Regions from separate parts of the Homo sapiens genome. Here region 2 is linked to region 1. A link is a contact called in ENCODE Hi-C or POLR2A ChIA-PET data. All regions are on one chromosome and are shown on one strand. The core of a region is the stretch at or near the end of the contact, and the rest is flanking DNA. Distances in the headings are between cores, read along the strand shown.

Evidence for each region. Hi-C counts contacts between places; a loop is a spot of excess contacts on that map. ChIA-PET counts read pairs that join two places held with the same protein, here RNA polymerase II (POLR2A). Pooled maps may share reads with other maps.
Region 2: a pooled map shows a loop between it and region 1 (3-fold over the local background). The contact joins the promoter of MTO1 here to the promoter of DDX43 in region 1. A Hi-C loop is called at or near these places in 8 of 168 maps with a recorded cell type or tissue (CD4-positive, alpha-beta memory T cell, CD8-positive, alpha-beta T cell, IMR-90 and 4 more) and 13 of 50 pooled maps. POLR2A ChIA-PET finds 5 or more read pairs at or near these places in 30 of 52 experiments (A549, AG04449, CD4-positive, alpha-beta T cell and 22 more).

The regions. Positions count from the first base shown.
Region 1 is chr6:73,393,509-73,396,310 of GRCh38, reverse strand. It overlaps DDX43 (DEAD-box helicase 43), which reads right to left and starts at 1,483. Exons shown (of 17, transcript NM_018665.3): 1 at 1,156-1,483. The coding sequence starts at 1,405. LOC124901538 (small nucleolar RNA U13) reads left to right here and starts at 2,298; the gene lies at 2,298-2,398. It also overlaps a transcript of OOEP not described here. RefSeq lists an enhancer at 1,366-1,866.
Region 2 is chr6:73,460,270-73,463,227 of GRCh38, reverse strand. It overlaps MTO1 (mitochondrial tRNA translation optimization 1), which reads right to left and starts at 1,491. Exons shown (of 12, transcript NM_012123.4): 1 at 1,157-1,491. The coding sequence starts at 1,373. RefSeq lists enhancers at 951-1,000, 1,021-1,080, 1,151-1,480, 653-1,498 and a silencer at 1,931-1,990.

The DNA.
Region 1 (2,802 bases), core at 234-2,733:
TTAATGGCAATCAATGGGGTAATCATTCTAATCATTTTTAAATGCTTTTCAAAAAAATTCAGAAATGGGCCGGGCTTACGCCTGTAATCTCAGCACTTTGGGAGGCCGAGGTGGGTGGATCCACAGGAGTTCGAGACCATCCTGGGTAATATGGTGAAACCTCATCTTTACTAAAAACACAAAAATTAGCCAGGTGTGGTGGCGCACGTAATTTCAGCTACTAGGGAGGCTGAGGTGCTAGAATCGCTTGAGCCCGGGAGGTGGAAGTTGTAGTGAGCCGAGATCACGCCACACTGCACTCCAGCTGGGGCCACAGAGCTGCCTCAAAAAAAAAAAAAATCAAAAGAAAGAAAAAAATTAAAAATTCAGAATTGAATGTTAACACTCAAGATGTAGTAAGAAAAGTTTTTAACTTTTTAAAAATTAAGGAAACTAAAAGCAAGATACAACTGCTCTAGGCAGCCCTACAATGACCTTATAGCTTTTCTTTGATTTCTGGCTCTAAATGGTACTCATAGAAAGACTGATTAAGTTTTGTTTTTCATTCTGGGGTTAGCTGTCTGTTAAAAGGCCTGTTCTAAGCATCCCTCTTCAGCCCTAAGATTTCATAAGTCTTCTAGGAGTTGCTCTCCCAAATACATTGTCTGTATAAACACCAAAAGGTGGATTAAATTACTTTTTTTTTTTTTTTTTAATTGAGACGGAGTCTTGCTCTGTCACCTAGGCTGGAGTGCAGTGGCGCGATCTCAGCTCACTGCCAACTTCTGCCGCCGGGTTCAAGCCATTCTCCTGCCTCAGCCTCCGGAGTATCTGGGATTACAGGCGCGCGCCACCACGCCCAGCTATTTTTTTTAATATATATATTTTTAGTAGAGACAGGGTTTTGCCATGTTGGCCAAGCTGGTCTCGAATTCCTGACCTGGGGTGATCCGCCCGCCTCGGCCTCCCAAAATACTGGGATTACAGGCGTGAGCCAACGCGCCCGGCCAGATTAAATTATACTCTATCCCCAGGTTTTACAAATAGCTCTGGGAGAGACCTGAACCTCACTAGGTGGCAGCTGATTGGAGGTGAGGCAGTGGGGAGGAAATGCCTTCGCCCAGGCTCCGCCCCTGGCCCCACCTATCCTGCCCTGCCAGCCACTCCCATTCTCACCGATTACCGCGCCAACAAAGTGGCTCTTCAAAGCAAAACACAGCGGCAGTTCCTCGTGACCAGCGGCCACGGCCTCCGGGGGCCTAGAGGTGCCTCTCCAGCGACCACCTCTGCCGACACTATATCCCTCAGGACCTGTTCGATTCAACTCCTCCGCCGGCCTCCTCTCTGGCGCTCGGGACACTGTCGAGCTTCGCCGACTAGCAACGACCCACGTAGAGGCCTTGGGAGCTCCTCCGTGGTGGGACATTGTTCCAAGAAGGGGCGCGTCCGACGTCGTTGCCGTCCAGCTCTGCACCACCTGACCGTGACGTCGTAAGAGTAGCGTGCCAGGGAAGCCACGCAGCCGCTACTTAAGGAGCCCGCACGAGGCTAGCCCCCCCGCCCACGCTCTCTATCCCGCCCACTTCGCACTGATTTCACGCAGCCATTGGCCAGTGAGCGTTGTGGGCGGGACTTTCCCAGTTTTAGCCAATCGGTTTTCTGAACCGTGGGAGTGTGCCTTGAAGTAGTCGATGTGCCCCGCCCCCCACCCCCCCACTGTGTATTCCTTTCCAGGCGTGGGACTTTTTCCAAACGCCCAATTTGCTCCCTCCCCTACTGGACACACACCTCGGGTTCCTGGCATCTCAGTGCCTTGGAAACTTTTTTTTTTCTTTTTAAATAGAGACGGGGTGTCGCCGTGTTGCCCAGGCAGGTCTTGAACTCTTGGCTTCTGGCTTCAAGTGATCTTCCAGCCTCGGCCTCCCAAAGTGCTGGGATTACAGTCAGCCACTGCACCGGAAATGTTTTCAACCGTGACCCATAAAGGTAAGTCACTGTTACAAGGTGACCCAATCCACACATAAAAAACTTGAAACAACAGATTGACAAAACAGCATTTATCCTCGCTATGTAAGCTGCATTTTGATACATTTACGCTTATTTTAGTTTTTGAAATGGTTGTAATCCACAAAATTAAAAAAAAAAAATTTAATAGAGATGGGAGTTCCCAGTATGTTGCCCAAGGCTGGTCTTGAACTCCTGGACTCAAGTGATCCTCCCACCTCCACCTCCCATAGTGCTGGGGTTACAGGCCTGAGCCACTGCACTCGGCTCACAAAATGTATTTAATGGCCCACAGCTTAAAGATCACTGACTTGATCCTTTTGTAAGTCATAAGTGTGATTGGGTTTTCATGCTCTTGTGTCAAATGTGCCTCCCTCAAACCTTGTTACGAAGTGGGCACACTACCCACCTGATGTGAAAAATGAAGAGAAAAAGATCACTGGCTTGAGAGACATTCATTGCTCTACACAGTCTTCTGGATGTTTGCTATGTTTTTTTTGTTTGTTTTCTTTTGTTTTGTTTTTGACCTCTGTCGCCTAGGCTGGAGTGCAGTGGTGCGATCACTCACTGCAGATTCGACCTGTTGGACTCAAGTGATACTCCCACCACAGCCTCCCGAATAGTTGGGACTACAGGTGTGCACCACCATGCCAGGCTAATTATTTTGTAAAGACAAGACCTCCCTATGTTGCCCGGGCTGGTATCCAACTCCTCCTGCCTTGGCCTCACACAGTTGAGGGATTACAGGTATGAGCCACAGTGCCTGGCCTGCCATAATTTTAGAGCTAAGGAAATAAATTGAATAGATTCCTGAAGCAT
Region 2 (2,958 bases), core at 242-2,741, 67 kb before region 1:
AACCCCGACTCTACTAAAAATACAAAGAAAAAAAAAATTAGCCGGGCGTGGTGGTGGGTGCCTGTAATCCCAGCTACTCGGGAGGCTGAGGCAGGAGAATGGCATTAACCCGGAAGGCGGAGCTTGCAGTGAGCCGAGATGGCGCCACTGCACTTGAGCCTGTGTGACAGTGCAAGACTCTGTCTCAAAAGAAAAAAAAAAAAAAAAGGTAGCATGGTTCTTCCAAAAGGCATCACAAAATCTTGACAGAAACACAAAGATCAGGCTGGGCAGAGTACTGAGCACCTGCAATCCCAGCTACTGGTTAGGCAGAGGCAGGAAAAGTTCTTGAGTCCAGAAAGCGGAGCCTGTAATGTGCAACGATCGTGCCTATGAGTAGTCACTGCACTCCAGCCTGGGCAACATGGCGAGACCCTGTCTCTAAAAAAATGTTTTTAAATAAAAACACAAGAACCGTTTAATAAAGGATTTTTTTATTTTATTAATATTATCATTATTTTGAGACGGAGTTTTGCTCTTTTGCCCAGGCTGGAGTGAAGTGGCGCAATCTCGGCTCACTGCAACCTCTGCCCCCGGGTTCAAGCGATTCTCCTGCCTCAGACTCCCGAGTAGCTGGGATTATAGGCGCCCGCCACCATGCCCGGCTAATTTTTGTATTTTTAGTAGAGACGGGGTTTCGCCGTGTTGGCCAAGCTGGTCTCAAACTCCTGACCTCAGGTGATCCACCTGCCTTGGCATCCCAAAGTGCTGGGATTAAAGAAGTGAGCCACTGCACCTGGCCATAAACCATTGTTAATAATGTTAATTCACCCTTTATCTGGAGTAACATAGTAGAAGGTAAACGCAGCAATGAACTAAGAAGCTACCAGCGAGTAGTTGGTAGCTCCCTTTCCCAAGGCACTGACCCCGAACCCCAACCTCCTACAACGGACGACTGTCAGCAGCAGCATAATCTATGGTTCGCAGAATAGACTAATATAGAGTTCTGGCCTGGCCCGCCTGATCCTTGCGAGACACTGATCGAGGCTAAAACCACAGAAGGTAGGATTCTCACTAGCTTTGAGGAAAGGAAGAGGTCCCCCGCTTCAGACCGGGGGAGGCGGGAAGGAAGCAGCCTGCGTCCTACGCCAAGTTCCACAGCACCCGCGCTCCTCACCGATCGTGTCCACGCGGTGAGTGAGGAGCAGAGTCCGAGAGCCGCACCGAGCGGCGGCGGTGGCTGCCTCAGTCCCGGCATGTCCTCCACCAATGACTATCACGTCGAAGTGCGGAGTCCGGGGCGCCGCGCTGTCACTGCTCAACCGTGCCAACGGAAATTGCTGCTTGGTGAAGGAAACCGCGACCCAACGGCCACAGCCTCGGAAGTAGAACATGCTGGGAGAAAAATCTATCTGACTTTGAAGCTGACACGAGTGACGGTCAAAAAAACTTACGCAACAAGAGACAATCTGCAGGGCGCGGCCATCTTGCTTTAATATCACGGGGTAGGACGTCTACGTCCAGCGTCGCCGCTGATTGGCGGTTTGGAGCTACTTTCCTGGTGAGGGAGATGGGTGATCGCACGGAGGGCCGGTTGTGTATTTTCTTTCCTAGTTCGTGCGGGCTTTTTTTATTATTATTATTTTTTATTTTTATTTATTTATTTATTTATTTATTTATTTATTTATTTATTTATTTATTTATTTATTTATTTTGAGACAGAGTCTCGCTCTGTTGCCCAGGCTGGAATGCAGTGGCGCGATTTCGGCTCACTGCAAGCTCCCCCTCCCGGGTTCGCGCCATTCTCCTGCCTTAGCCTCCGAGTAGCTGGGGCTACAGGCGCCCGCCACTACGCCCGGCTAATTTTTTGTATTTTTAGTAGAGACTGGGTTTCACCGTATTAGCCAGGATGTTCTCGATTTCCTGACCTCGTGATCCGCCCGTGCGGGCTTTTTTTGATTTCCTGTGGTTCTGGGTTGGGAGCTCCTACTAAAGGTCATCTTTTGTACTTTCTTAGGCCCTGCAGTCCTTATCGCCAGGTGGCCACCTACGATCAATGAATTTGATCACTTTGCCTTATCAGATCTTTGTGATCTGACAATCTGATACACCGTCACCTTCTGTTTGTCTATAAAAACTAAGGGCTGAAAATAAGAATAGATTCGGGCCGGGCGCGGTGGCTCACGCCTGTATTCCCAGCACTCTGGGAGGCCGAAGCAGGTGGATCACAAGGTCAGGAGATGGAGACCATCCTGGTCAACATGGTGAAACCCCATCGCTACTAAAAAAAAAAAAAAAAAAAAAAAAAAAAAAAATTAGCCGGGAGTGGTGGCATGCACCTGTAATCCCAGCTACTCAGGAGACTGAGGCAGGAGAATCGCTTGAACCTGGGAGGCCGAGGTTGCAGTGAACCAAGATTGTGCCACTGCACTCCAGCCTGGGCGACAGAGCAAGACTCCGTCTCAAAAAAAAAAAAAGAAAAAGAAAAGAAAAAGAATAGATTCGAAAGGAGTTCAAATATATTTGTGGACTGAAAGATTCATGATGGTGCCTGGGCATGGTGGATCACGCCTGTAATCCTAGCACTTTGGAAGGCCGAAGGGGGCAGATTGCCTGAGCTCAGGAGTTCGAGACCAATCTGGGCAACATGGTGAAACCCCGTCTGTACTAAAATACAAAAAAAAAAATTAGCCAGGTGTGGTGGCATGCACCTGTAGTCCCAGCTACTTGGGCGGCTGAGGCAGGAGAATTGCTTGAACCCGTAGGCAGAGGTTGCAGTGAGCCGAGATCGTGCCACTGCACTCCAGCCTGGCGACAAGAGTGAGACTCTGTCTCAAAAAAAAAAAAAAGAGAGAGAGAGATTCATGATGGCTAATTGGTTAATTAGAAGAATCGGTTGGTTGGAGGTTAAATGTCCAGCCTTTTGGAATTCACAGCCTTTCTCAATTCACAGCCTTTCTCAGAAAGGCAACGTTTGAC